Linked DNA regions of Mus musculus: regions 1, 2, 4, 5 and 6 are each linked to region 3. Evidence: chromatin loops called from intact Hi-C (ENCODE). Cell type or tissue: heart. All regions are shown on one strand.

Evidence for each region. Peaks named below come from ENCODE experiments on the same cell type or tissue, not always from the same donor. Only the 100,000 strongest peaks of a DNase experiment are listed, where the experiment ranks them.
Region 1: a loop joins it to region 3, with 7 times the contacts of the local background. A loop is called at or near these places in 14 of 42 quality-filtered maps.
Region 2: a loop joins it to region 3, with 2.4 times the contacts of the local background. A loop is called at or near these places in 17 of 42 quality-filtered maps.
Region 4: it touches region 3 in a loop (7-fold over the local background); 17 of 42 quality-filtered maps call a loop at or near these places.
Region 5: it touches region 3 in a loop (2.4-fold over the local background); 3 of 42 quality-filtered maps call a loop at or near these places.
Region 6: it touches region 3 in a loop (5-fold over the local background); 18 of 42 quality-filtered maps call a loop at or near these places.

Annotation. Positions count from the first base shown.
Region 1 is chr14:73,323,467-73,328,466 of GRCm38, forward strand. It overlaps Rb1 (RB transcriptional corepressor 1), which reads right to left and starts at 2,356. Exons shown (of 27, transcript NM_009029.3): 1 at 2,057-2,356. The coding sequence starts at 2,175. In heart, no CTCF peak of the experiment used is centred here; DNase peaks (open chromatin) are centred at 1,485 and 2,395; H3K4me3 peaks cover 2,500 bases; H3K27ac peaks cover 2,221 bases.
Region 2 is chr14:73,372,314-73,377,313 of GRCm38, forward strand. All of the region lies in intron 1 of Itm2b (integral membrane protein 2B), which reads right to left. Among named protein-coding and RNA genes, the nearest start is that of Itm2b, 10 kb to the right of the region's middle. In heart, no CTCF peak of the experiment used is centred here; DNase peaks (open chromatin) are centred at 2,218 and 4,802.
Region 3 is chr14:73,472,061-73,477,060 of GRCm38, forward strand. It overlaps Gm35450 (a long non-coding RNA gene), which reads left to right and starts at 2,278. Exons shown (of 3, transcript XR_383586.3): 1 at 2,278-2,303; 2 at 3,105-3,163; 3 at 3,510-3,749. In heart, a CTCF peak has its summit at 2,857 (motif pointing left); DNase peaks (open chromatin) are centred at 2,221, 2,901, 3,621 and 4,741.
Region 4 is chr14:73,382,870-73,387,869 of GRCm38, forward strand. It overlaps Itm2b (integral membrane protein 2B), which reads right to left and starts at 2,420. Exons shown (of 6, transcript NM_008410.3): 1 at 2,141-2,420. The coding sequence starts at 2,257. In heart, no CTCF peak of the experiment used is centred here; DNase peaks (open chromatin) are centred at 42 and 2,492; H3K4me3 peaks cover 2,899 bases; H3K27ac peaks cover 1,979 bases.
Region 5 is chr14:73,300,863-73,305,862 of GRCm38, forward strand. The region is part of intron 2 of Rb1 (RB transcriptional corepressor 1); the gene reads right to left. Among named protein-coding and RNA genes, the nearest start is that of Rb1, 22 kb to the right of the region's middle. In heart, a CTCF peak has its summit at 2,526; no DNase peak of the experiment used is centred here.
Region 6 is chr14:73,103,993-73,108,992 of GRCm38, forward strand. No RefSeq gene overlaps it. Among named protein-coding and RNA genes, the nearest start is that of Gm35388, 3.5 kb to the left of the region's middle. In heart, a CTCF peak has its summit at 2,536 (motif pointing right); no DNase peak of the experiment used is centred here; H3K27me3 peaks cover 633 bases.

The sequences.
Region 1 (5,000 bases), 150 kb before region 3:
TACCACTTCTCTTGATTGTAGCAAGACAGCACAGTGACTAATCTATATATCATCAGTGTTTGTCTAAGTGTATTCTCCAATGATAACACAACATTCATTTAATGGCAGTTCAGAAGAGGTAGCAAATCCCTATGGTGAACACACGTGACAATAGGTAAGTCAGAGATCAACTGTAAGTGCTTTTTGAGAACCTTAGTGGCAATGAGTAACCAAGATGAGACTATGTCTTGTAAAGTTTAATTTAAAGGAGAACTTTTTGAGAATTCTCCAAAGTTAAAAGTACATAAAAGAGAAAGAAACTGGGTCTGTCTTTCCCACAGGCAATGACCAGAACTTCAATGTGTACAGTTACTCTACAATAATCAGTAATAAGTCCATAGATGGCATGGAATCTTTTAGAATACATGTTACTGCTCTTTCTAAAGTGAAGCTTCCACACACTGGATACATCAGAGTTTAATTAGAAACAAAAGCAAACTCTTCCCCTGGAACAGTTTTTATTCTGTATTTATTTTTTAAGAACATGATTTTTATTTGGTCCATAAGAAAATCCATCTAATATGAATTTTAATAGACTTAGACAAGCAATTTCCAAAATTATTTCAGTCTCTTAGGATTTGACCTGAACTCTGTTAAGAGTCTGGGTCTCACAAAGAGCCTTGATTGATGCTCAATGAGAAGAAAGGAGCTTGATAGCCCATCAGGGCTACAATCCCAGAACTTGGGAGGCAGAGGCAGTAAAACAGAGAGCTTAAGGCAAGCCTGGGTTACAGAGTCAGAGTAATTAAAAACAACAAAAACACCCCCTCCCAAAAAAACAAAAACAACAACAACAACAAAAACTCGAGAACTTAATGATGGGCTAGAAATTGAAGGACCGTGAGAGACAAAAACAACTCCCATCTACAATGGATCTATACTCTCAAAACTAGTGCTGACAATAACAACAATCATATTGTTTCAATTTCTGTTACTTAATCACACAGTAGCACAGTCAAGAAAAAAAATGTTGAAATACAATAAATATCTCTCTGTTGTTCTTATTGGATCCACATGAACTTAAGTTTAGATTCCACTTAATAAATGGAGAGAAAAGTTCTTTGAGAGAACACAGTACCAAACACAAGACCAAAAAAGAAAAAAGGGAGGGGGAGGCACCAGAATCCGTGAATGCTCAAAGGCAAAAGGCAAGAAATAATGAAGCATGCTGCGGGCCAATCAGCACGCAAGAAGAGTTCTACCCTGAAAAAAAAGGGGAACAAAGTTTAGAAACTTCCAAGCCCTTGCATTTAAATGTCTCCTGAAACTTTTGCCCACATACCAGTTCTTCTAAGAGTTCTGCTCCATCAGTCTCCACAGATGGCTTTAAATCCCCCCGGGCCTCAAAGCATTGTTCTAAAGAAACCCCCACAAAGCCCGGGAGCTGAGGACCCCGTGAGCAATTGACACCCACGACCCTGCGCTTTGCCTACAAGGCTTTTCTTGGCCTCTCCCAGGACCAAGCTGCCGATGCAGCGCAAGCTCAGAGAGGGCAAGGCTCCCAACTGTTGCATCGCAGGACGACTGCAAAAGAGAAAGTCAACCCACCCCGGGGGTGCTTCGGATCTCCACGGAGAAAAAAGGGAGGAAGAAAGAAAACAAACACCGGTCGAGTTTTTTTTTTCTTTTTTTAAATATTTATTTCAATTGTTTTTGCATCTGACCGGGGCTCTCCGGGACCCGCCGGCTCCGCGCCTGGGCGTCGCTGGAGTAGAGCCTGCACCTGTCACTTCGCTCGGGAGCAGGAGCCCCACCCGCCCGACACCTGTCAAGCCGCAGCCCAGACCCCTTCGGGATGCCCTCCCCGTCGCCCGCGAGCCCGGGACCGTGTCAGCGCGCCGCCGCCACCCCCGCAGAGATGGGGGACCAAGGGGACCCCGGAGACCCGGGGCGCCGCTCCTACCGCCAGCCCGGCCCCGCCGAGATGCGCCCGCCCGGCGTCCCCGCCGGGATGCACCCGGCGTCCCCGCTCCCTTCCCTTCCCTTCTCTCCGGCCCGCGGCGGCCGCGCTCCTCACCTGGCCAGGGGCAGCTCTTCGGGGCCGCTGTCCTGCGCGGGGTCGTCCTCCCGAGGCGGCGGCGGCGGCGGTGGCGGGGGCTCGGCGGCCGCGGCTCTGCGCGGGGCTTTGGGCGGCATGACGCGCAGCGCGGGCCGGCGCGAGCAGCCGAGGGAGGCGCGCGGGGAGGCGGGCGGGCGCGCGCGCACGCCGGGCACGCCCCGTCCTCACCCGACTCCCGTTACAAAAATAATGGGAACGTCCCCCGAGGAAAACCGGACGCGCCCGGCAACCGAGCGCCCGGGCCAACCGCGGGAAAACGTCACTTCCGCCCGCGGCGTCACGTCCGCGAGGCTCGCGGGCCGCGGGCGTCAGTGGGGAACCGGGGCGGCGGTGGCGGCGGCGGCGGGCAAGGGCGAGGGCGAGGGCGAGGGCGCGGGCGGGAAGCCGCGGGGAAGCCGCGCCTGCCCGGGCCTGTCTCCGCCCGCGTCGTCCCCGTGGGCGGCGCCAGCCGAGGCGGGGCCGGCCCGCTGCGAGGAGCCGCGGCCTCTGGGAGAACGCTGGACAGGGCGCGCCCCTCGCCCGGCCCGCGCGGCCGGCAAAACAAAAACAAACGTGCCGGGCCAGTGGGAGGTGGGCTCGGCCCGGGTGGGCGGTCCAGGGTGGGGCCATTGGTGGCCTTCTGGAGACAAGGGAAGATGGGCGATGCACGCACAGACTATAGTCTTTTGATGGGGAAACAGGAGGCGCGGTCCGAGCGGGACAGATCTTAGCGGGAAAGTAGCTTTTGAAAACCAGTTTGCCAGGCGGACCCGACTTTGAAAAATCGCTTACAAACGCGTTTGAGACGAAAGCAGAAAACCAGTTGGCCGTGTTCATGCGCACGATCCGGCCTCCTTTCATAATGGTTTCTCCGAGACAGCCGGTCAAACTGGGAAGGTCGGCATTCCACTTTTGCGGGTTGGAAGTGGGGAGTTCGGGGAGCCAATTTGCCCGCGTCACATAGCAGGTCCCTGGCAGAGGACTCGAACCCAAGTAATATTTGTCTGACCATGTCGCCGACGCACAGACACCGGAAAAGAGCATACTTTATACTAGAACTACCTACCGCCACCAAAAGCTGGCTCAGCAATGGTAGCTTTTCTAGTTACGTTTTACCTGTCAGTCAACATAATTTTCTCCCTTTGTCAGTCCTTATTCATACAACTCACTAATTGAAGTGCTGTGAATAAAATACAGTTGTTGTTCTGGTGTAAACTATCTTGGAACAGCTGAGCAAGGACTGAGGAATCGAGAACTTAATTGGGTAGGTTGCAAGCCTGGGCTTATTTTCTGCCTTGATGTCAGATGAGTGAAGGATACATGGGCCTCCTTCAATTTTCAGACTTGCCTAACTTCAGAAGCCTTCTAGAGACCAAATGTTTGTCAGGAGGTAGAGCCCCAGGCCCTGATGCAGCCACGGAGAATGAATGGAATTAAAATAGCACTTGAGTTCACTTTGTCCCAGATTTAGGCAAGAGCTCAGGCTACATACAGTCTAGGTTTGGTGAAGATAAAAGATAGACTGTGGGAGCCTGATCAAATAATATACAGAAATGATACAGTCCTGCCTCATAATTATCAGAGAATGTGACACTTGGCCAATTGATGCCACCTTGGTATTTGTGGCAAGCTACTCTTAAGTTTGAGACAGAATGGCAAAGGAACTTGGGTCCTCAGACGCGTAACAGAGCTGGTGACCGGTCATCTCTGCTGGTACTGACCTCAAATCAGCTGATGGTCAGCTATTTGTGTCAGAAGTCATTGTAACATGTTTCCCCCATAAGCCCCTTTCAACACACAGATCAAAGTTGAGCCTGACCTGGTAGCTCAGGCCCATAATGCTCAGAGCCTAAGGCAAGAAAATCCCAAGTTTAAGACAGGCTTTGGCTATAGAGTGAGTTGAACTCCAACCCGGGCAACTTAGTAAGACTCTGTTTTATAATAAAAAGTGAAAAGTCTGGGATATAACTTAATAGTAAAATGCTTACCTAGCATGTGAGGAACAGTGATTCCAATACTCAGGGACAAAGAGAGAGAGGCAGAGGCAGAGACAGAGAGAGACATCATTACAGCCTTAGAATCTAATAAGGCATTGGCCACATGAGAACACAGGACAGCCAAGGAAAGGCTGGGGACTTACATTAGCTCTGCATGTGTAGATATGACTTGTTTTATTTGAACCTAGTTCATCAATACGATTGCAAATGAGTTTTTTTTTTTCAATTCTTGATCATGAATGTAAAAACCTGTTTCAAAAAATAAATAAATAAATGGGGCAGCGCTGGGAATGTAGCCCAGGAGAGGGGGTGTGTGCGGAGGGGATTTGGTGGTGAAGGAGAAATGGAGGCAGGGAAGGAATTTGAAAAGGCATTTAAAGTGTTTGTGTTTCTGGTAGTTTGCCACCTGGCTATTGGACACCTCCTTCCTCAGACTCTCGAGGTCTTCAGGTGGTCTGCAGCGTGTGTGGGGCTGTTGGGTGGGATGGCTGTGCTCTTGTCATATGCCAGGGAAACTTTAAGGTGAGTTTGACCCTCGCTACTCAGAATAAGTAGAAAGCTGTAAGAATATAAGTATTCATTGTTATTTTCAAAGTCCTTTTCTTTTTTTTTTTTTTTTTTTTAACTGAGCGTGGTTTTGAAAACTCACGGCTAAATTAAGGATGTAAAAGTTTTGTCATTTCTTTTGGATTTTATAGTAGGTTTTTTTTTTTTAAACAAAGCCTGTCTCACTTTGTCAGTAAAAGACACACATCTGTAATGTATTAGTAACAGCAGTAGTAGTAGATTTCACAATAGTCACAGAAATTATTCCAAAGAATTGAAGTCCTATGGGTTTCTCCTGACTTAACTGAGAACTGTAGTCTCTCATGTATCTAGTAGGAGGCTGAGACAGAAGGATTCCACATTCAAGGCCTGCTTGGGTC
Region 2 (5,000 bases), 100 kb before region 3:
CTGGAGGCACAGAAACCTCCTCCCTGCACAGCTCTCCAACCACTGGGCCTTAACTGCGCTTAGAACTCCCGCAGGCCCCACACAATTATCATCTTCTTAATCTTCCTCAAAGTCAAGATTTAGCCCAGTTTATTAAAAGCACACCCTGGCCTACTCCCACGCTCGAGAGCAGAGAAAGAAGTGGCTTTCAGGGTCTGGCTGGTGGTCCAAAGCAGGAGGGCTGCAGTTAGCAGGCAGCCCAGCCAGCCTAAGTTAAAGACATAAAATAAAAAAGAATACTGGAGATGCAGCGTGCTGAGTAAGTACTCCGAGGACACAGCCACTCAGGCTCAGTCTCTGATACACAGCCACGGTGCAGCGGAATCTCTCTCTTATGTTCTGGTAACCTTATCAGACAATAAGACAAGGTTATTTAACTGTATCTTAAGCAAAATGAACTTAACTGCATTTTACTTCCATTAGTTATAAATGAGGTCACCTCAGTCAGCTCTCTGAGGGGCTTCAGTAGATGGGCTTCAATCATTAACATAGCTCATATAAAATGTAAGGTTTAAAAATTCTTTTATTACTCAGTTTCAAAGTAACAAATACTTCACATCCTTTGCTGCTTCTATTTGAACCTTATTTACATAATAAATGGATCATGGAGTTGTTTTATGAGATGTTTTTTCTAAAGTTCTCCAAATGTAATGCTTTGAATTTCACAGCAAATGCAACAGTGGTGTCTTAGAGGCCATGCTACTAAAGAGAAAAATATGTCAAGTATTAGAAATGACAGATTCAGGGATAGGGATGCGGTCAGTGGGTAGGCGGCTTGGCCAGCATACGTGAGGCCTTAGGCTTTGGGCTTCAGCCCCACCTGCAGAAAACCAACTGCAGTTGGCACACCCGTGAGCATCCCTGAGGATGCAGGGCCAGGAGGAGCACAAGTTCAAGGTCACTCTCAGCTGCACAGTGGATTAAAGGCCAGCTGGAGTACAGTAGATCCTGTATGAATGAATAAATGAATGAATGAAGTTCCAAACAGAGACAGATTGGGGATGGGGAAACAATGGCATAAAAATACTAGGTATAAAATTAAGAACAAAGAAAAAAATTTAAAAATACTGTTAATTCAAAATAGTGTGTACTACTAAACCATCAGAAATAGATTTACTTAGAAACATATATTAATTATATTAGACTAATATAGGTAAATATTGACAGGGTATGAAATAATCCAAAGGCTGTCCCGTGGAGAAGATTTTGGGGATAGTCTTCCCTTGGAGTCCTGCCAAGGTCTTGCAAATTCCTTCCTCACTTTTCTGTAATAAATCTTTGTTTGCTCTGTTTAAAGAAAAAAAAAGATTTTGGCATTTCCTTGTATGCAAAGCAAAACAAATAATTTTTTTTTTTTCAAATCAGGAGATAGAGGTGGGGGTGTGTGGCTCCGCATGGAGAGCGTGGCTGCTGTGCTCAGGGCTCGGAGTCACTGCAACACCTCTTGCTTACTCCGAGTTACACTGTGCTCTCTGACGGGTCAGTTCTACAGCCCAGAGGGCAGCTTTCCTTTACAGGTTATCATCACAAGGCTCTTCATGGGCAGTCCCCTGTGAACGGTCTCCAGGAACTGGTACATTGTAAGGTATTCACTGCATACGTCTTAACTCCTACACTCACAAAACCTACCACTATCTCGCCCAGATTAATGGAAACTATTTTTCTAAGGTAAATAGTAAAAGCTGCCTTAGGTATGAAGTACAGCTCTCTTTTTCCTCCTGGTATCAGGTACTTGGGATGACGGTATATGCACAGGCTGCAGAGCTCTCAGTCTTAGCTGAATGGGAGATGCTCCGCTCACCTGGCTTCAACAGCAGGCTACTTTTCTCAGTGCAGGAACACCAAAAGAATAAAAATAGGTCTCATGGTCTCCCCACCATCAAAAGCATCCAGAAACAAGGGGTGTAGGTGAAACAGAACCTCAGGCTGGCAAGTTAATAGACTTGTTCAGGACAGCAAACGTCTATTTGCCTTCTTTCTTCTTCATTCCAACGGGGATATAAATTCTGCTTCCCCGTGTCCTTTCCAAACAGGACTGTCATGTCTCAATTGCTAACAAGGTCCACACAGGACTATAACCTTTGACACATAAACAGGAAGCAAGTTCCCTGAGCTGGGCATGCGCTGAGAGGAGCAGAAAGCTGCTCTTTGCATGTCAGGGCCACAGTTCACAGTGGCCTCCGCCAAGGTAGTTAGCACTGAGCTGAAATTAGGAAGCACAAGGAGCATGCCGATGCGGGAGTTACCCAGTTCATCTATATTTACAGCAGGGGCAATGAAGGAGAGCTCTCGGAGGCACTGCTGGTGCCAACAATACCGTTCTGCACACACATTTTCCTGCTTAACAAACTCTACAGCATACAAGCAGCGGTGCAGGAAGAAAAACAGCAGTCTAAGGTATTGCATAACATTCTGAGAAATCTATAAAACCTGAACCAAACTGCTAGCATCTTACAAAATGAGCGCATGCCTAGATTAAATAAGCAGGTCGGAGTGAAAAAGAAAAGACTGGGTGTGGCTGTAAAAATCAATGCATTTACTGCTGAAGCATATCAGTCAATTCTGCATCATCAGGGAAAGGCAGAGTATCTGATGCAAAGTAAAATGCTATTAAATATTAATTTATGAGTAACTTAAAAATCGATTCCTTTTCTGCAGTTTAAGATCTCCTCCTTTGGCCATGGTTCAGAGATGACCACCGTTTTTCTAGCGCTCACCCATTCTATGCTTTCTAGAGCTTTACCAACAGCAGCGTATGAAGCAAGGAGAAATGACAAGAGCTTTGTAAGCAGCATTGCGTACAAGTTTTACCTGTTGTTAACAGGCCCAGTCTCCACAAGGAGCAAGCAGCTGACAGTAGCCGGGTTTGCCCTCCCACCAGAATCTGACTGTTACTAATAACAACTCTTTAGGAACAAACGATCTGATTGTTTGGTCTTGGTTCCTTGTCCTACCACGCTTCTGGCTCGCGGATGGAGGGATAAAATCTCCTTGTGAAAACAGAGGTGACTTTTTTTTTTAACATGCTGTCAGATTCATAGGACATTTCTCTACTGTTCATCAAATTATATGGGATAGTGTTATGAAAATGTACTGAAATCATATACACACGAGGCAAAACTGTAACTGAATATTCAGGCTGCCAACACGCGCATTTTAAAGTAAATCTTGAAAAGCCAAGATATCAATGAGCGGTTGGTTAAGCACGGTCAACACCTGTAATTCTTGGTGCTGACGGAGCAGAGGCAGAGGGATCGCTGCAAGTTCAGGGCCAGCCTGGGCTACACAGCAAGTCCTAGTCAAGTCAAACCAGGGCCACACCACAAGACACTGACAAGACAGGAAAGAAAAGGAAAAATGAAAAGTATTCACTGAAGAGTAAAACTCAGATAAGTAAAGGCAAAAAGCAAAACCCCAAAGCTGGCAGTGAGCTGCCTTCCAAGTTACTCACAAAGTAGGCGGTCTTGGCTCTTTGGAGAGGAGATTAGAGAATGGTGGCTCATTGTTTCTAGGTCATCTTGTCAGGTCTTAAATTAGTGCCAATAATCCAGACAGTTTCCATTATTATCCATTATTAATTATCATTAGGCCTATTGTTAGTGCACAGGGAATATTCTAATTAAACTTTCAAAAGCTTTGGTGAAGGTGGAGTTGAAAGTCCAAATATTGATTTTCAGCTAATGTTTATCTTCTGAAAACTCAATGAGGTAACGGTAAAGGGAAAGCAAATGGCCCCGCGGCCCCACAGAACAGACACGGTCGACAGCAGAGGCTATGACAGTCTCAGAGAGGGGAAGACGTCAGAGCATGGGGACAAAGCCTCAAGCTGCTGCAGGTGGAGAGCAAGCATAAAGCAAGGAAGACAGCGCAGGAAGAATGAGTAGTGTGAACGCAGGGCAAGCCTGGACTCCATCACTCTAGGCTACAGAAAGAGACTGTCTTGGGAGGGGGTGGGAGGGGGTGGGAGGGGGTGGGAGGGGGAGGGGGAGGGAGGGAAGGAGGGAGGGATAGATCATTGCACTCAGTTATGCAAGACTTTTACAAAATTTTTGATCACAGACTTTTTTTCTTTTTCTAAAGCAGATCAAATGCACAAAAGCAAACACAACTCAGAAGGACTGACTGATTCTCTGATAAGCCTGAAGATACAGAAAGGCGATTAGACTACTGACAGAAGATGAACAACCAAATAAATAAATAAATAAATAAATACATAAATAAATAATACACAGAAAATTAAGCCACATTCCCTCCAGCTCTAAGAAACGACGATCAAATCCAGACAAAAGAAAAGGGTTTTATACAAGAAAGTGCAGTGCAAGCACACACATTACTCTGGGGTAAATAAACATGACTTGTCAAGAACCACAAAAGCAGTGGCTATCACTTTAGCAAAAAAGTTACTATGTATACCAAGAGACTAGATTATGTGTGTAGTGAAAAAACACACATGTACGTGCATAACTATATCCATCTTTCATAAGGATACTACCAATGGGTAATATTAAAACAGTACAAGAATTAAAAATAAACTTTTGGGAATACTACAAAGAAGCAGTATAAGCAAGTATTTCTGGACACTGTCCCCCAGGTGTGGCACAGAGGTCCCCTCCCCTGAGGTCCCCACAGTCCTGATATTTTCCTTATAGGGCTAGGACACTGCTCTCACTTTCATTCTCTGTGGTGGGCAGCGCAGTCTCCACCAGCTGAACTCGCGACATCTTAACCGACAACATGGCTGTGCAGGCTCCAGCTGACTTCGGTCAAACTGTTCCTTAGACACTGCACAACTCTGGGAGAGCTCCTCCTCAGCTGTCTGAGATGTCTGGCAGTGCTCCGGACTCACAGACCAGCTGTTTGTGTTTGGAGTGTGAGCAGTCTGTCTGCCTTCTTTCTAACATAGTACCATCTTATAGAGATCCTGCAGAATGCAAAACCTCCTTGAGTTTATGAACAATTGT
Region 3 (5,000 bases):
ACACACACACACACACACACAAGCACACACAAATACATACAAACACACACACAAACACACACACACAAATACATACAAACACACACAAACACAAACACACACACACAAATACATACAAACACACAAACATAAACACACACACAAACATACACACAAATACATACAAACACACACAAACACAAACACACACAAACACACACAAACACACAAATACATACAAATACACACAAACACACACACAAACACACACACGTACACATGCACACACTATGTATATGTATATGTGTACACATTTCCCAGGTTACCAGAGATAATTTATTTCTACGGCATGGCACCTTTCCAAGTCCACAGTGGTAGAGACCTCATCCCCAGCGGGGGACTGGAGTTGCTGAATCAGCAGCTCCAACAAAGGAAAGGGAAGCAGAGTTAATTTAGGGGAACCATTTCAGAATAAACAGCTAGATTTACAAGGTGTATCTCCAAGAGCGCTTTGATGCCTGCGTTTGGAGAGTAAGGGGATGGAATAATTGACGTCTACGCTGGCAGATCAAAGCAACCCAAGAACTGCCGGCCACGCAATGAAACCCTTCTCACTTTTTCTACATTCAGTGTGCATATTTTGTAACCATAATAATAATTTGTCCCTGCACAGGTCCTTTCATCTGGGGAGGAGCTCAGAGCACTTTGAAGATGTTAATAAGAAAAAGACCTGCTAATTAAAGTCACTTAAAAATGAAAAGTCTCTGGGTCGGCAGGAGGGCGTGGATGTCTGCAAGGAGGTGAATAGGGACAAGGCAAAGTGACTTCTATGGAACCTGGGACTTCATGCCCAGCTGCTGGGAGGTGGTGACCCAGAGGTTTGTTGCTGTTGTTTCTTTAATGCTCTGTTGGATTTCATGCAGCAATAAAGTGGCTTTCTCTAGACAATCACAACAGATGTTAACAGAATAATTCAAAAGTCTGTGGCGTTCTTGACGTGAAGAGCACACACTGACCCAGGAGCTTGTGGTAAAAAACACAGAGGAGAGCTATGTTGGACATTTGTAATGAATTTTAACATCATCTGGCAAAGTTGTGAGCAAATCCAGAAAAGCAAGCTTAGAAGGACAACAATTTGTTAGCTCTTGTTGAAATTATTGCTATTAGTGGTTTTTTTATTGTTGTTGTTTTGTTTAAATTAGGTTGTTGCATTTTTTTGAGACAGGATCTCACTAAGTAGCCCAGGCTAGCCTCCAACCTAAAGTTCTTCCTCCTTAGCCTCCTGAGGGCTGGAATGACACTAGCTAGTGTTCCTAACAGCTTTTCTTTTAGAGGGCCCAAGAACCCACAGCGTGTCACACAGCTATCTACAACACCAATTCCAGGAAACCCAAATACATACAGTGCACAAACATATGTAAGCAAAATACCCATGCTCATAAAATTAAAAATGAATAAATGAAATGGAATATAAGTGAATTTAAAACAACAATAACAAACAAAATAAAAAATTTCTGGGCCTTAGGAGATGGCTCAATGTGTAGAAATGTTCACTATGCAAGTCTGGGGACCCAAGTTCAAATCCCCAGCACTCATATTAAAGTCCAGACAGGTAGTAGGAGCAGTTGAAATCCTGGTGTTCCCACAGGAAAATGGGAGGTGGAGACAGAGGACTCCCTCGAAGCTGGAGAGTTCCTGTTTCAAACAAGGTGAAAGGTGAAGACACACTGACCCAGGAAGTTGTCTTCTGACCTCCAGTGTGTGTGTCATGACACTCTCTTATCTACATTCACTTACATGAGTGTGTGTACGTGCACAGCACACACACAGTTCAGATGTCAGGGCTGTGCTGCTGTTGGCCTGTAATACCAGAGACTCGGGAGACAGAGGCAGGAACTGCAGAGTACTGTGTGACTTAACCAGACAGTCCCAAAGCTAAAAAGGAAATTAAAAAGATGTAGCTTGGGGTAAAGTGTTTGCCTGGTTTACACAGAACCCCTGGTTTACTCTGCAGTACTGCCAATAAATAAACAAATATAAACAAATACATTAAGAGAGAGAGAGAGAGAGAGAGAGAGAGAGAGAGAGAGAGAAACTCCTCATTGACTTGAAGTCTGCATTTGTTGGGCAAGTGACCTAATATCCCAAATTTCTCAATAGAACAAAGTCTCCTTTTTTCAAAAGAAAGCATTTGGCCAACTCAAGCCAGCTCCCTGGGGCATCTCCCCTGGGCACCTTTCCAGGGCCTGGCTTTCTAAACTTGGTATATTAATGGACTGAGACAGTCTCCCCAGCTGACTCTGGAAGCTGTCAGAATCTTGCTGGTAACTTCTAGACTTTTCTGGTTTCTCAAGAGGCATCAACACTTTTCAGCTGTAAATCAGTTTCCATCAGAATTCAAGCAGACAGCTTCCCTGGCCCTGGGATCCCTTCTTTTTTTTTTTTCCTCTCTGGTCTGCTAAGTTCTCAGTTGCCTGAAACCCCTGTTCCCCTGGAGACGGTCAGAAATAGCAGGCTACCTGGACCAACTTCTTCAATGGTCTCATAGCTAACTAGCTAGCTAGCTAGCTAGCTACCCAGACCAACTTCTTCAAAATTCATCCTCTTGATTTAATCAGCAGGGCGGGGGTGGGAGGTGGGATCTGTTTCCCACAGTTTGTGTAGGCTGGCTTGCTGCCAGTGTGCTTCAACTGAAAGAAAACACTTTGAAATAGAAGGGCAAGAAGAAAATTGTGGAAATAACGAGAACCTGTCTTGCTGAGGTCTGGCCTGGGTTTTTTGTTTGTTTGTTTGTTTGTTTTTAAAACTGGGGCTGATTCGAGACTAGTCTTGGTTACACAAACTTGCCTGCAATTCTGGAGAAGGGAGAACACCCTCTGGTGGTAAAAATCTATATCTGCACCGAGTCTCCTACATTTCTTTGCACTTGGACTCAGCTACACGTGCCTACGTTTGTACACAGATATCTACATGTAAAGAAGCTGACTCAGTCTTACCCTTGAATGACACAGAGAGGCACAGCACTAGTAGGCCGGCTCCTGCTGAAGACCTCTTTTATCCTGGGTTCTTGTGTAATGCATTATGCAAATTTGAATTCTGAAATTTATCATATTGTTTCATTATAGGAAAAGATGCTTATCGTGACACGGTATCCAGAACCACACCTGGTTTCTGCATGCCCTTTGTGAGTGATGAATTTTGCTTATGGCTGTGTTTGTTTCAGGTCCATTTTGTTTTTCAAAAGATTTTTGTTTCACTTTTTTAAAAATCCCATTTTATTTAGTTAGTGTGTGTCTGTTCATGTGTGCATGCAAGAATGTGTGTGTGCGCGTATGTGTGCTTGTGCAAGCAGGTGTGTGGGAGGGGTGTCTCTCCTTCTACCGTGCAGGTCCAGGGGCTCAAATTCAGCTTGTCAGATTTGGCACGAAGCACCTCTATCCATGGAGCCATCTCCCCAGTCCTGATGTGAGATTTGTTTGATGTTCCTAGTGTGGTTCCCTTCTGTTTTAATATTCAGTTTGCATCCATAGCCAGGCTCTCCAGTCTCCCCGTCAGTGCTGCTCCACAGGTCTCAAGCTGATCAGCTGCGTGGAACATGTTCAAAACAGATGCTCAGGCTGTGCTCTCCGGAGCCCTGGGTGGAACGTTCCCTGGAAGTCAGAGTTCCTGTGGGTGCTGACCACTTGCCTTCTTGAGGCTCCTTTGGCTTTTCCTTTTGGGAATAATGCCAGAGAGGTCACTGTTTCCAGTTCGGAATATTCCTTTCAGTCTTTGTGAGACTGAGAACTTTGTGAGAACTCTATTAAAAGCCTTTTCCCTTGACCGTTTGCCCTCCTAAACCAGAGACGGCTTCCAAAGTTGGGAGAGTTTAATCAAGCCGGGGGCCCCTGCTTGACACCTGGGGCACTTGGCTGCACTTGGCACTTGTCATTAAAGAGTGGGATATCCTTGGTCAGACGAAGGCTTCGGGCCATTACCTTAAACACAGAGTTGCTCCTTGCCACGATGCTCAATGGCTACCTTGCAGGGTGAACAGCCTTCCTAGCTTGTCAGAGTCTTCAGAGATGTTCTCCTCGGACGTTTCACTGTTAAGTGCAGGGGGACTGCGAGCAAAGCAGGTGATTTCTTCACAGCAGTGTGGGGTTAGGACCACACAAACCAGCCCTTGCTTTCTACTTGGTTAGCTACTCTTCCATTACTTCTGTCTGCCAAGTGCCAGTCTTGACGTTTCATAGAAATCTACCATACTCAAAATACTAATTACACCATATGGCTGTGGTTCTCAGCCTGTGGGTGAGACCCCTTTGGGGTCTAGAATGACCCTTCAACAAGGTCACCTAAGACCATCAGAAAACATATATTTACATTCTGGTTCATAACAGTAGCAAGTAGCAAGTTACTGTTATGAGGTAGCAATGAAAATAATTTTACGGTTAGGGGTCACCACAACATGGGGAGCTGTATTAGAGGAACAGCATCAGGAAGCTTGCGAACCACTGCCTCGAGGTGTTAACCTCATTTGAGAAGTGTTAGCCATGGAAACCTTCTCATGCAAGCTTAAAAATGATGCAGACGTTAATTGAGACAGGCAGGCCTCCACTGCTCTACCACAAGCCAGCTTTGTTGTACACATATGCTATCTGAGCTGGAGAGGGTATACAAGACTGGGAGGGAGGAGCCGCAGGGAGAGCAGATGTTCCCAACCCAATTACCAGTGAGTGGGTGTCGGAGACCAAAGAACAAAGGAGGGCGGTGGGCAGGGACAACTGGGAGAGGCTCAACTCAGGGAGTGGGGTGTGGACATAGCCAGAGAGGAATCAGAATCAAAAATGAAGGCCTGGGATGAGAAGAACAGATAGCCAGCCCTTTCAAGCGAAGGTTCCAGGATGCCTGTGCGGAAGTTGTGCTAACTGCTATCCCCAGAACTGTATTTTGGATTATCTGATGAGTTTAAAAGAGGCCATGAGCACACAGTTCGCGTTGCTGTGTTGCTGCTTTGCACGGGTTGTAGGCACGGTGCA
Region 4 (5,000 bases), 89 kb before region 3:
TGGTCCTCTTGACCAGAGGAAATGCCCCAGGCAGAACACATTAAGGCTAATTCTGTTCCCAGCCCGGGCGGTCGGACAAGGTGGTTGCCACACAGTGCAGCCCAAAGGAACATCAGAACATTATGTAATCACTCCGCAGCTCTGGGATGAGATCAGTTCTCTCGCTAGGCAAGCAGGCTTTTCCTTTATTCCACCTACTCCCATTGTAGAGATACTGTCCCCACTGAGAAAAGGCTTCCAGCTTATAGCTGGAAAAAGAATTCATTCTCTCTCTCCCTCTCTCTGTATTAACCAAACCAATTTAGCTGTGACTTCTGTGTGGCTATAGAAGAACACAAGCCCTCACTGCTTAATTGAAGTATCTTCCTTTGGATAGAGAAATCAGAGAAATTAAGAAATAAAAGCAAAGTGTACAGCTATAGACAGTTACTGTGAAATAAAAATTAAATTATGGTGAGCATATGAAAAATCCTTAAGAGCTCAAAAATAAGACTGCTACTTCATAAATGGCAAGACTGATTCAAAGCTCCCCTGCAAAGTGAATTCTGACGTTTGTCTGAGAGTTTGAAACCTTTACAACCCTGGAATAAAAAACAGAGAAATGACATCATTGATGCTTGCTTAGCGTGGGAGGAGTTATAGTTTTAGAATTTAAAGACCATATACCTATATAATATCAGTGAGAATGTATATTTGAAGCTGGGCATGGCTGTGCACACCTGTAATCCCAGTACTTGGGGAGGAAAATGAAGGAAGGGCAGAGTTCAAGGCCTATCTGGGCTTGAGGAGACTCAAGGTGTCTCCACAAACAAGATATAGAGTTGTTGTGATTGGGTGCTTGACTATGGGTCTATTCTAGATTAAAATGTGCATCCGGACAAAAGAGATATGATAATTTGCTATGACAATTTTTACCTGTGAATTCTAAACATGTTTTCAAGACCAAGAGTGTTTGTACTAGGTTCAGGAAAACAATACTAAAACCAGAACCCTTAATCCTTTTAGGGAATCAGCTCTCTCATCTCAGGGGAAGACAGTCATTTAAAAAAATCAACATGATGTTTGCTTTTAGCTGGAACGTTTCCAGAAAACATGTCCAAACAGCCCAGACTGCTATTATATATCCAAAAATTTTATAGGGTATTAGTGGCCTGTTTCTTTACAGTAATTTTCATTAGATCATTAAAAAACAAACAAACAAAAACAAAAACTCTCCTTACTACTTGTACCATGGACACAAACGACTGATTTTAAGTCAAAACTAAAATTACCCAAGTGACAATAGGTATTAAAAAGTGTTAGTGAAAAACGAAGCAGCACCCGCTGTTAGTATTCATAGGTATCAAATGTCAGAAGCCCTAAAAAGGCAAAAAGAAAACTTAGGCAAAAATTATATTTATATTTAAAAGAATATTACTGTACATCACTTTTAAAAATTGAATCCAGTGACAGCATCACTCAGTGCTAACCGGGGATGTGGTAACACAAAGGTTACCTATTTTGTAGGGATGGGAGCAAATTCCTATGTTTTGGTTCCAGTTTCACTTATTCAGAAGTACCCACAAAGAGGCTGATAAAAGTCAACTGTTGGGTTACATGGGAACAGCCACAATAGCAATTACTTTCACCTGGAATATTTGTTACAATAATAAAATCACCAGCCAGAAACTACTCCCAGTATACTGTTGTCTTCTCTCTCCAGACCCCAAGGTGTTCACCTGCCAACACCGAAGGCCATTTGTAGGCAAGGGAGTTTGTAAAAGAAAAGGGCTTTTAAAAAATGAAGATGCTTACAGTTGCTGGACTTAGTCCAAGTGCTGTTCAGCCTAGAAACGAAAGTAGGAAACAACAGAGGTTTAGGCTTGTTATGATGTCAGCCATTTTAGGCACAGTATTTATACTGGAAAAAAAGTGCCAAACTCGGTGGTGGCGGTGCCTGTCGCTGCAGGTTCCCGGGCTACCAAGCCAAGTGCAAAGCCGCGGGACCTCGTACACCTGTGCAACTGTCCCCTCGGGGGTCGCCAGGGCCAGGACCCCGCCCCGCTCGCTGCACACACACACACCACGGTACCCGGGAGCGGAGGACCGTCCGGGAAACCGTCCCCGCCGCCGGGACCCCGCCCGCGACCCCAGCCAGGACCTTGCAATCCACCGCCACGGCATCCGGAGGGACGATGAGCGCCTCCTCGCTGCTCTTGGGCTCGTCCTTCTTGGCCTCCTTCTGGGCCAGCGCCGAGTTGAACGTCACCTTCACCATGGTGCGGCCTGGGGCGCCCTAGGCGGCGACGGCGAAGGCTGGGGTCGCGGCTGGCAGGATCCCGGCTGCGAAGGCAGCCTTGTCGGCCGAGCTCAGGGCACGACTCTGCAGCGGAGGAGCGGACTGCGCGACAGCAGCAGCGGCTCAGTGCAGCGCGGTTTCCGGCCTCGCAGCTGGGGCGCGGGCGCAGGGCGGGGGCCCGGAGGGGCGGGGCCTTGAGCGGGGCGGGGCCTGGCTTCACGCCAGACCCTCCCTGGTTCCCCCCACCCCCACCCAGGACTCAGCGGGAATCTGGCCAGGCTTTGTGGAGGGCGCGCCTGGTTGAGCTAGGACTTGTTGCCCCTCTGGGCTGCCTGGATTTTCCGGTTCTGAATTTGCTTCCAACTAGTTCTCCTCAGGGGCCCAGTGTTGCAAGTTGATAAGAAAATGGGGTGAACTCTGTCGGTTGGCTACGTAGGATAAGTTAACTTCTGGTAGCACCAAATTCTCTTTGATTGTGAGCCCAAAGGCCATGGAATTTTTGTGTGAGAAAAACAAACAAACAAACCCAAAAGCTCCGTTTAATCATTTATTAGTAAGCGACTTAGTAGAGCATAGGAATATTTGAAGCACTGTGTCCTAGTGTCCTGGTGATCTGACTTATCTCCCACAGACCTCACCCTAAGGTGTTGCCTGGTTGACTAAGCTGGTCTTTTCTTCCTCCCTCAGAGGTCAGTTCCTGCCCAGCCTAATCTCAAGCCAATGACCAGGAACCCTCTTCATCCATTTGTATTCCTAAAATTCTAAACTGGTAAAACAAAATGTACCAACCGAGCTCATTTGTATAAGCAAGCCAAAACAAAACAAAACAAAAAACCATATTTGCCTTAGGCCAATCTGTGATTTGTGACAACGTACTTAGGACAAGTTCTTATTTTTCTTCAAAATAAAAAATTCTCCTTTTTTGAAGAGGTTTTTGCTTCTGGTTGACAGAAGACATTGGCCCACACACTGGGTTTACAGCCATGTCTCCAGATGGTCCTTTGGTCAAATGACTGATCCTGTAGCCTTCTCCATATCCTCTCCTTGTCCACCTACAGGAGTGTCTGTTGGCCAGAAGGATTCTGCTGTGTGAGCTCTGGCCTAGGCCAACCTTGAAGACAGCAGTTGAGACCAGAGTTCTTGAGCCCCTGGCTCTATTCAAGGAGGGAATTATCTTTATTTCTTTTTATTTTTAAATATTTAATTTTTATGCCTATGATTTTTTTTTTTTTTTTTTTTTTTTTTTTTTGCCTACATGTACCTGTGCCTAAGGAAGTCAGAAAAATGAGTCAAGTCCCGTGGAACTGGGGTTACAAATGGTTGAGAACCGCCATGCGGTTGCTGGGAACCAAGCCTTGGGTCTTCTGGAAGAGCAACAAATGCTTTTAACTGCCGAGCCGTCTCTCCATTCCCATATTTCTATTTTTGCCTCTGGGACTGAGTAGGACTCCGTTTCATGAAAGAGAAGGTGAGGGGGTGGATGGTTTTATAAATAGAGAAAAAAAAAGTAAGCAGAGGAAAGCAGATTGTCATTCCAGAGTCACACTGGAAGCCAAGACAAGAAAGCAGAACAGCGGAACCATAGCTCACTGGTTAGTACTAAGGTCACACAGTGTCAGATAAACAACTGCTGATAGTTGAGTCAATAGAGTAGATGTATGAGTTGGTCGGTCCTGAAAGAGGTTATTCCTACTACAGATGAGTTTTAATAGGCATCAAATAGTATGGTATATTAAAAACAAAACAAAAAACCCAGACCCTTACGGGGAAGAAAACTTCCCCTTTAAAACCAGGAGAGACACTTCCTCAATGGTGAGAGTAAAAAAATAAGAGAAGGTTGAGCTGCCTTGAGAGGGATGGTGGGGAGCAACCAGAGGAGCCTCTTCTGAGGAGGTTTTTAAGCCATCCCAGAGCAAAGGAAATAGCAGACTTCTCTAAGTTTTGGAGGGTCTGGTTAAAAGTTTTGCATCATGTGATTTAGCTCAACATATCAGACACAACAAAGATCATGGAGGATTCAGGTACTGTTTAGGACCACAATGATGGGGGTGGGGTGGGAGTGGGGTAGGTGGGGACTCCCCTGCTAGGTATAAGAGCTTCTTAACTCAAGGCTAGGTCTGATCTCCTTAGGAGCTTGCCTTGTAAGTGTAACCTCTGTCTTTTTAAGGGTTAAAGGGGGGAGAGTTCATTAGCACGACAGTTAGAGCAAACCTGTTGGAGAAGTTGAAACTGTTGTATCTTCAATCCTAATTTCTCAAGGACAAATCATTTCCATGGTGACAATGACCTTCCCTCCATTTTGATTTTTAGAACCTCTTGCAGGAGCTTAAAACAAGGTCTTCATACAACTTTTTAAAAGAGATGTTTATATGGCCTTGTCGGACATCAATGGGAGCAGAGGCTCTTGGTCCTGTGAAGGTTACACGCCCCAGTGTAGGGGAATGCCAGGTCAGGGAAGCAGGAGTGGGTGGGTTGGTGAGCAGGAGGAGGAGGGATGGGATAAGAGGTCTTCGGAGGGGAAACCAGGAAAGGGGATAACATTTGAAATGTTAATAAAGAAAATATCTAACAAAAAAAACCTAATAAAAAAAAAAGAGAGATATTTGTGAGTGGGAAGATGGGCATCCGTGTGCCATGATGCATGTGTGGAGGTCAGAGGATAATTTACAGGAATTAGTTCTCTCTTTCTACCACGTAGGATCTCGGATTGAATACCAGGCTT
Region 5 (5,000 bases), 170 kb before region 3:
TGTGTGTGTGTGTGTGTGTGTGTTACTGACCCTTAGGCCTGCTGCTCCAGCTAGACTGCCTAGTCGTGTGTGTGTGTGTGTGTGTGTGTGTGTGTGTGTGTGTGTTACTGACCCTTAGGCCTGCTGCTCCAGCTAGACTGCCTAGTCATGTGTGTGTGTGTGTGTGTGTGTGTGTGTGTGTGTGTGTGTGTGTTACTGACCCTTAGGCCTGCTGCTCCAGCTAGACTGCCTAGTCATGGAGCTGGCCTCTCCCAGCACTGGGGTTAGTGTTCCGTGCTTGGCTATGGGTACTCTGAACTCAGGTCTTCATGTGTATGTAGTAAGGGTTTTATCCACTGACTCGTCCCAATCTTTCGTTTTCTTAAAGGTGTACTTCACAGAGAAAGAGTGTTTAAATTTTCACTATTTTTTTTCTTTTCTGGTTCAGTTTTTAGTGATGCTATTTATGAAACTTATCTCTAACACAGTTCCACACTGATTTCTTACATGTCCTGCTCTAGAATTTTATGTCTAGGGTTCATGTGAACTAATTTTTCTAAGTACTATGAGACAGAAAATTCTTTAAATTCATATTTGTTGGCAATCCACATCACGCTGGTAAAGGTTTGAGTACAACGTGGCAGAAACTGGTCCTCTCCATTCACCATGTGGGATCCAGGGATCCAACTGCGGGTATCAGGTTTGGCAACCTTCACCCACTGAGCCACCTCCCAAACCCTGTAAGTGAAGTGTCACAAACAGATAGCCAGTTGGTCCAGCTTCAAGGTTGAAAAGAACAGGCTCCCTCTACCGAATTACCTTTGCGCCTCGCTAGAAAATGAACGGACAACGCATGTGTCCTCGTGCCAGTGTCCATGCCGCCCTCATCTACGGATCACTGGTCTTTTTGCACCAATACCACAAGGTCTCCATTAGTATAGCTTTAAAGGTTCTGGATATTTTTAATGGAGTTTGAGTCAAGATTTTTCTGTCAGCTTCCCCAGAAATGCTATACTTTAAACTCATAGTTTTAATTTCTATTTTAATGCTATGGCTGAAGAGTCGCACTAAGTTTTTCTCCTTCAACCTACCACTGTGAGCCTTTTTTCCTTACTTCTAAAGTCCTCTAATATCCTTGTGCTCTTTCCTGTATCTCTGTGTTTAACTCCTACCCGTTGCTATCCTTCCTTTAATAAGCACCCCGCCCACTCCCACAGCCCTGCCATTATCTGCAAACAGAGGGTCCGCCTCTCTTGCTACTTTGTAGCACAGTGGCTCTGGGTAGCTACAGGATTTATTTCCAATCCAATTTACAACTAAATTGAAAACAGGTTTGTTTTTGTTTATTTGTTTTGCTGTAATTGCATAAACCTTTTTATAAAGAACTTGCAAATAAAATGTTTTTCTTAAAAATTATAAAAGGAAGGCTGGAAGAATAGATCAGAGGTCGTCCAAAGTGTACATTACTTGGTTAGACAATTCAAAATCGGTTCCTGGCACATCATCAGGGGGCTCACAACTGTTGATCTGACTGGCACCTGGGATCTACAGCTTGCATGAGCACCTCCACTCCTGTGCATGTACACACAAGTACACATAATTTTTTAAAAAGCTTAAAAATTATTAAAGGGAGTCCAAAACAGCACTTAAAATTATTTACAAAAAAGTAACTATTTCTCAGTGAAATCACACACAAAAAGGTAAAACTTGTGGAGGAAGTGTGTGGAGGAAGTGGACTTTGCAAAACTGGAAAAAAAATCTTACCTTTCAAAAACCAGATTCAGCAAATGTCAAATCTTAGAATAATGTCAACTGAACAATACGCTGCCATGATGTTTTGAGACATTCAGTTGTACAGCTAAGAATCCACCCAGTGAAAATAACTGGGGAGCTGGGACAAGATCCTTGTAACAGATGTTCTAATAGCTACTTACATACCCCATAACAGTGGGGTGTCTAAATATCTTAAAATAGAATGGCTAAACAATGCTATAGCTGAATTATGGGGTTACACAAAATCCTAAGACATTTTCAAAGACCAGAACAAGCACATGGGAAATGCCCAAGGTACAATGTTTAAGTGAGAGAAAAAAATCTACAAAATTATTTGTATTTCTTGATTCCAATTTTGTAAAAAAAAAAAAATAAACAAAAAGTTAAGGAAAGGATTATAATATATCTAAAGTGGGTTCTTATTTCTAGAGCTATTAGGATCATAATCAACTTTCATTTTCTTCATTAATTCAAGATATATATTCCTAATTAAAATCAACTGCAACAAAGAAGATGCAACAGTAAAAACTGCTAAATTTATGAAAAGCAGGATAGAAAAGTCAGAAATATGATAAAATTATTAAAATATCAAAACTTCAATTATATATTAACAGTTTAAATCAAAATATACAGCCAACACTTTACATGGCTATCTGCTATGTGATTTAATGTTCCTCTGAACCACCTTAAAGACAACCCCAAATCAGTGACAATTTATTTGAGCTTGCTTTTTGACAATGTTCTCACTTACCAAAGAGCTCCACCAAGTGGTGACAGTAAGTATCACTGCAGTGTGAAAAACCTAACAACTAAAGCTAGCTGAACATAAATCTCAGCTGTAATTTCACAAGGTAAAAAAGTCTTATGAGATTGGCAGCAGGAAAAGACGCTCTTGTCCAAAGCCGATCCTTTGACTTTTATATCCAGAGCTCCCATGTGCCATGACATGCGTGTGGAAATTGTCCTCTGACCTCCACACTCAGGTCATAGCACGTATGCCCCTTCACACGCACAATAAGTAAAATGTAATGAAAGTAAACTACTAGCACATATATGGAAATATGTACTCTTCCAGGCAAGAATAGCAAGGTTGCATTAAGCATTGGGTGTGCAATAGAAAGTCTTGAAACAGGAGAGCTACTTCTTTCTATGCTTGGGTTTCCTCTTCACCTAGGTTTTATATATGAACAAAAGAAATACGATACTAATATGTCAGGAAACTCATCCTACTTATACAGCCTGAGCTGGCAGCAGTCAGTATTTAAGGCATTCTTGACTATGCACAGAAGATGCAGGAGTGGCAGAGTCACAAAGGAAGGTAAAGGCTAACCCACTTCACTCAATCACAGTCTTTTGGCTTGTTTTTAAGTTTTTGAGACAGGATTTTTCTGTGTAGCCCTGGCTATCCTGGAACTTGGTCTGTAGAGCAGGCTGACCTCCAACTCAAAAGATTGGTCTGTCTCTGCCTCCTGAGTGCTGGGATCAAAGGTGTGTGCCACCATACCTAGCCAGCTGCAGCTTTTGTTTTTGTGTTTTTAAATTTATTTATCTTAGTCTTAGTCTATGTGCATTGGTATTTTGATTGTAAGGATGTCTGTGTGAGGGAATAAGATGCCCTGGGACAGGAGGTGCAGACAGCTGTGAGCTGCCATGTGGGTGCTGGGAATTGATACCTGGTCCTCTGGAAGAGCAGCGTGCTCTTAACCACTGAGCCATCTCACCAGCCCGCCAATCAGTTTTAACAAGACACACTGGGGTAGAGAGCAGGTGAGTTAACCATCTAGTTGCATGGTAGATTTGAGTGTGGAGTTAGCTCTACTCCAGGAAAACATGGATCTGGAAAGTTCAGGCTTACCTGACCCTATGATGAACAACCAAGATTCCTTCCTTAAAGACTGGATACAGATCTCAGTGTTACAGCTCTTCCTTGTCTGTGTCTGACTTGCTTGCTTATTTTTACCTCCATCTCAACAAATTTATAAGTGTCTTGAAAACAGAAAATTCTAATTTCTATTATACCCCCCCAGAGTCTAATACACTACTCAGCACTAAAATGACACTAAATGCAAATATTTTAAAGTTATAACAACGTCTATGCCTTAACATAGGATATAGTAGCTTTCAGATTTTCCTTTTTTTTTTCCTTTTCCCTTAACATAATCAGAAAAGCAAGTAGCAATAGAATCGCCCAAGAAAAAGACTGTTGATTCTACCCTGGTTTCTTTAGATCTCATCCACATTCTAATAGCAAATCAATTAATTGCTTATCCAAATAATTCAAAGAAATGACTGACAGGCCTCATTTTCTATACAGGGTACATAACTGGCCTAGAATTTAGCTCCTAACATTCACTCATGATTTAAAAAATATCTAGCAAACTATAAATTAAGAGGTATTTCCTCAACTTAATAAAGACTATCCTCAGAATACCAGCTGTTAAATCAATAATGACCAAGCTACACTCTATAGAACTACAGAGGTTACGTACAAGGTAAGGAATTAAGGGAGAGATGGATAGACCTCCCTAGGAAAGGGAAACATTATCATTATGGGGGGGGGGTGGGCAGGACCAGGAGGATCAAATGTAGAGGGAGATGAAGGAAGGAATGTGGAGAGAAACAACCAAAATTAAGGGCTATTTGAGAGATAGTATAGAAACCTAATACAGTAGAAGCTCCCTAAAATATATACATATACGAAGGTGATTTAAATAAAATCACCAAGTAATGAGGGAGACAGATCCCCAAGTGGACATCCTCTGTCACCAAATGAATCTTCCAGTACCAAGATTGGGTTACATCTAATTGAGTTGATGTAAGTTGAGTTGGCCAAAGGAGTGCCATGGGAACCCCAAACAACCCATATTGTTGCCAAGACTATAGGTTGTTCGTCACAAACTGATAGCAAGGCCCCACTGCTGAAGACAACACCCACACAACCCACTGACCATGGAGAAGTTGAGCTGGTGCCTACATAATGTCTTCATCCCTACAGTCTAGCATCTTTGCTATAGGAAGGTACTCTGCACTACCAAAAGAGAAATGTAACCACCAACTCAGCTACAAACTGTTTGATCTACAATGGTGTCCTACCTACAAGATCTGCTAGGGCAATGGTGGCACAATGTTTGTTTGAGTAACCAACCAACATTCGATTTGACTGAAAGCCCACTCCACAAGATGGAACCTATGCCCAACTTTGCTTGAATGACTAAGAACCTGAGATTAGATAGCTCAAGCTCCTAGGA
Region 6 (5,000 bases), 370 kb before region 3:
CTCTTCTCTTTGTCCTCCGCTCTTAAACATCATTCAGAGCACATGATCACATGTTACAAAGTGCATCACAAGTTCACACAAAAAATCAAATCATAAATTTAAATATAAGTTTACAACGCCGAATGTTTACACGCATACCATGAGGAGTAATTATCTGGCTAAACATCCATCACCTGTCTGAGCTGCACAGGTTCACAGAAGGCTTAAAACCATAACTAAGTTATAAGTGAAGTTCTGTATAGATAAGCCCAGCCAATATTTTATCTTCTGTCCTAGCACCTATAATAAATCATTAGTTCCCTTCTAATGACCTTTGGTTAATTGTTTTACAACCTCTTGGAATGTGCTCTGGGTAGGAGAAAGTCTGGTTACCATCTAAGAGCAATTAACTGGTGACACTTGGAAGACTGACAGAGTTCTCATTGCAGCTTTGACTACCAGAAAAAGACCTAATAGCAGTCCCATTATAAAAGAGCTTAATAATCACAGATATAATTTTAGGACTTCTTATAGGATCATCATTAAGACTGAAGCCATCCATTTGTCTATATAGCAACACTACAAGATGGTACATCTTCGTGGATCTGCAGAGATCTACTTCAAAGGGGGTGTTCTTCTACTTAGTGACTGTTATATATGTTTAATAATAACAGGAAAAGCATATTAATAGCAGGAATCTTTCCTAAAATTAGTCCCTCACAACCTTGCTTAATAAGGGCTCACCTGCCTCAGAGTATATAATAATCCAAGGCAGGCCACTTCAGGATGATCATCTGCTGGTCATTAACTTGTCCCATTATGGCTCCTGACAAATGGGTCTACAGGAGGGGGGCTGGGGCTGGTAACAAGGGGTTATCTTAACTGGAGACCTTAGATAGTGGGTGATCGGGATTGGACTATGTTTGTGGTTTACTCTGCTGGGTCAGAGCCACAGGTTAAATTAATTAAATCAAGGCCATTTGTACAACTGATAGCCTGTTTCTGAAGGGTCAATTCAGGGCCATTTATAGAATTGGTATTCTGTTTCTAACGCGTTCTTCTTGCTTAGCCTGAGTGTACAACAGCCTGATCAATTCTACCCTTCCACCCACCCCAATCTGGTGCCCTTCTGCCTACCAGTTGCCACCATCAACTTGGTTTCTGGTTGTTTTTAATACTTGGTAGACACCCAAGTAATTCGCATTTTATTTCATTTTTTAAAAAAATACCTAAATTACCACCCTCATTGCCCAATATGCACCTCTCTGGTGGCACAGATGCCTGCGTTTCGACCTTCATACTGTGTCTGCCCACGTGATTCAGCAGAAACACATTTACCTGTTTGCTTCCTCAACAAGGCACCAGCTTGGCCTAACTGACCCAGAGCACAGCAGCAGCTTCCACTAGACAAGAGACTGAACACTGATCCAACTCTGAATAAATGCCTTTCTGGGGACCTAAGAACAGGGAGGAAGACATCTGTCACAGCAGTCAAGGTGGAAGCCCCTGAGGGTGAGGGCTGAAGCCTCTACTGCTGTGCTGAAAGGACCCACAAACCACACAAACCACACAGGTCACCATGGCAACCCAAATGACTCATCTGAAAATTGAGGGTCATCTTTAATTTACAGAAGTGGCACTTATGGACTGTAGGCGGGGCGACTGTTCTATTATCAGCTTGTGAACTCAGGGCATTCGGTCTGTAAGCCACAGAGCTAGAGGATTCGGGCACAGCTGTTCTTTCCTCCCATCCAAATAAAGGGCTCCTTCAGCTACTGAGGAATGTGAGACCAGGGGCAACAGGTGGCCATGAAGAGGTAGAGACAGAAAGACAATGGCTACAGTAATCAGACATACCAAGATGGCGGCTCATGAAAAGTGAATTTTATATATGTTATTGATAGCTTTTGTAGAGGAAAAGCAGATGTTCCTTTTAGAGTCGGGAGACGGTTTCGAACACGGCCATGTTTCCTGAGATAAGGGATAAATAGAAAGAACAAACCTCCCCTTGTAGGAGAATTAGGGCATTTACATCCCTGTGGTGTGGTGTTGCCTGGCAACACACAGGACACATCATTCTGCTTCGTTTCAGAAATACAACTATCTGCTGGCATAAAGAAGTCCCATTTGTTGTATATATATTTTTAATCATTTATTTTATATCTGAAATTCACATTAATCTAGACGTCTTGCATTTTTACTTGCTATACCTGACATCCCTAATTTTTTTAGAAGAATAGGAAATGAAAATTCACATGGAGTTGGGATCAAGATGGAGTCCAGGACATAAGGAGAGGTTGGTGGGAAGCCATCCAGTGAGCAGCACAGAAGATGTCTCTAGAGGATAGCTCTGTGATGCTTTAGCGCACAGAACATACGTGAGAGAGGTGGCATTTGCACTTAAAGCTATGGTACAAACCAAAGGTTAGCCAGGAGACCTGCACGGGGGAGCATACTTATCCAAAAGTATTTTAGCTCGTAGTGAGCAAAGCTTGAAGAACATTGAACTTTTCTGATTCGTTTTATACTCATCAGCCTGGTCTTTGAACGGCTAAAGTTGAGATTCTAGTTTTGCTCTGCAGGGGGCAGCATTGCCAAAAATTTTATCAAGCCTTAAAAAAAAAAAAAAAAAAAAGGAAACAAGCTTCACACACACACACACACACACACAAAGGGATCCTGCAAAAGGGATCCTCAACTTTCCTCCTTCGACCTCCAAGGAAATTTATTCGTGAATAAAAACAAACTTCAGCACCTGTGACCTGAAAAAGGGAGGAGACACAAAAGAACAGAAACTGTCTCCGAAACCCATTTGTCCAAAGCAAAAACTATTTCCCCCAACTGCCCAATCGGCTTGGTTTTGTTTTGATTGTAAACTAACTTTGCTTTCCACCTTCTAAAACAAGATTCAGCACCAATAGATGGTTCCAAAACTGTCTAATGGATTAAAAAAAAAAAAAAAAACTATGTTATTTTGAGCTCTGGGCCAATTCTAGTTAAATACACAAGAAACATGCATGTCTGTAAGACTCCCAAGACAGATCGCCCACCTCTCTGAGGCCCTGCTGCCTAGCTGGCTCAGATGGCACTGGGCTCAGCTATCTCCAGGAGGCACCATCTACAATTGAAAAGGACTTTAGCACCAGACAACACAAAATGCAGGAGTAGCGTGGACACCCACATCTAATTACAGCTTTTTACAGGGCTTATAGGGTTCAGAGACTACCTGGTGCCACGCCATTAAGAAAATCACGTGGTTTCCTCATGGTTAATGATTGCCAGGCTCTGAATAAGTGGCCCAACCTTTGTATTTAAAGAGCAGGTGATCCACACAGACCTATCCCTGGCTCTCACTGGGAACTGCAGAAAGCCTCTATCAAAGAAAGATGGAGTAGGGGGCTCTGGTTTAAAGAAAAGGTGCGGAATCAGTCTTGTCAGCAGCTGCCTAGTTCCTCTTTTCCAAGACACCTCTTTCCTCTTTCCCTGAAAGGCACCTGCTGCTCCCCAGTGCCTAAACGTCTGCTCACTTCTTCAGGCAAAAGCTATCTTCAGGCGAGTTTCAACTTGAAGGTGTTAATTGCCTACACCAGGGCGTTTGAGTGCTTGTCTAATTTGCTCTGGAAAACTGGGTGTTGCCTCCCCTAAAGGAATCTCACTGTGAGCAGGTGTGTCAGGTCCTTCCAGAGGGCAACTCTGGGGCTGTTGCTGAGCTGGGCCGGATGGGCCAGGAGTGCATCTGACCTCCGTGCCATTTCCTCACACGGGGTGGGCTGATAGGCTTTGACAGAACCAAATCTAAATCTGCTGAACAAAAGCCCTGGGTTTAACGAACTCTTTCCTCCCTCATCCAGGGACTATCCCAAAGTACTGGTTCCATAAATGAATATTGAGCTTAAATAGAGTAAATAAATAAATAAATAAATAAATAAATAAACAACAATCCCTTAGCCAAGCATAGTGGCATATTCTTGGTATCTCTGCACTCGGGAGTCTGAGACAGGAGAATGGCTAGTTCCAGGCTAGTCTGGGATCCGTACTGAGGTTCTCGTTCAAATCACCATTGTCGTCATTATCGTCATTACCATCCAATGAGGATCTTTTAACAAAAAATAAAGATGTTGTTATCCTCTTGCTATCTGTTTCATAACTAAAACCACCAGAAACCACAATACCCGTGGCTGTGGCTGACTCTTCCATTTGGCTATCAGAGGAAGGAAAGGAAGAGTAGGAAAGGAGAGAGAAGACACTAGCTTTAAAAAAGCCTTTTTATCTTTGACATATGCTCACAGATCTCTCTCTGCCAAGCAAATGGAGCACTTGCCTTCAGGGAGGAGAATCAAGCCAGTCTCCATCTTCTCTACTAAAGGCAAGTAGCTACTTCCCTCAGAGGGTATCATGTCATCTCTGGTAGCAGAGGCGACAACCCAGCTGTAGATAGTATTAGAAATTCAGAGATGTTACACACCTCATTCTGCAGGGCAGGGATTGGCCCCCAGACCCCGAGACTTCCATCACTGGCCAGAAGGACACTGAGAAATGCCCCTTTTTTGTCCCTCTAGGATTCTGGCTGGGAGGTTTCCTAAGTTTCTTCTCATTCTCATTCTGTGGCCCCAGAAAGTGAACCCTCAGAGGTGGGACTTTGGTTTCTTCCGTTGCCCGTGCGATGTGTAAACGTGGAGCAAGGCAGGGCCTTCTTCACTTTGTGGTAAGAAGTAATGGTCCCCACATTGGTCTGTTCTCTTTCCTGCCCTCACAAACCCCTTAGAAGGAAGGACCGGGCGTTACAAGGAGCTACCATTGCCCACCCCACCCCAGGAGAAGAGGCCCTTAGAGAAGCCTGTAAGCCTACAAGGGCTCCCTCCTGCTGTACTAACTCACTCTGTATCTCTTAAGGGCTTATATCCATTTACCCAGTCTTCTTCAAATATTTGAGAAAAAAATGTAACATATCCCAAGCACTTTTCAAGGCCTAGGAAATACAATATCCTTTCCTTCCCAGAGCCTTCTGGGGAATATGAAAA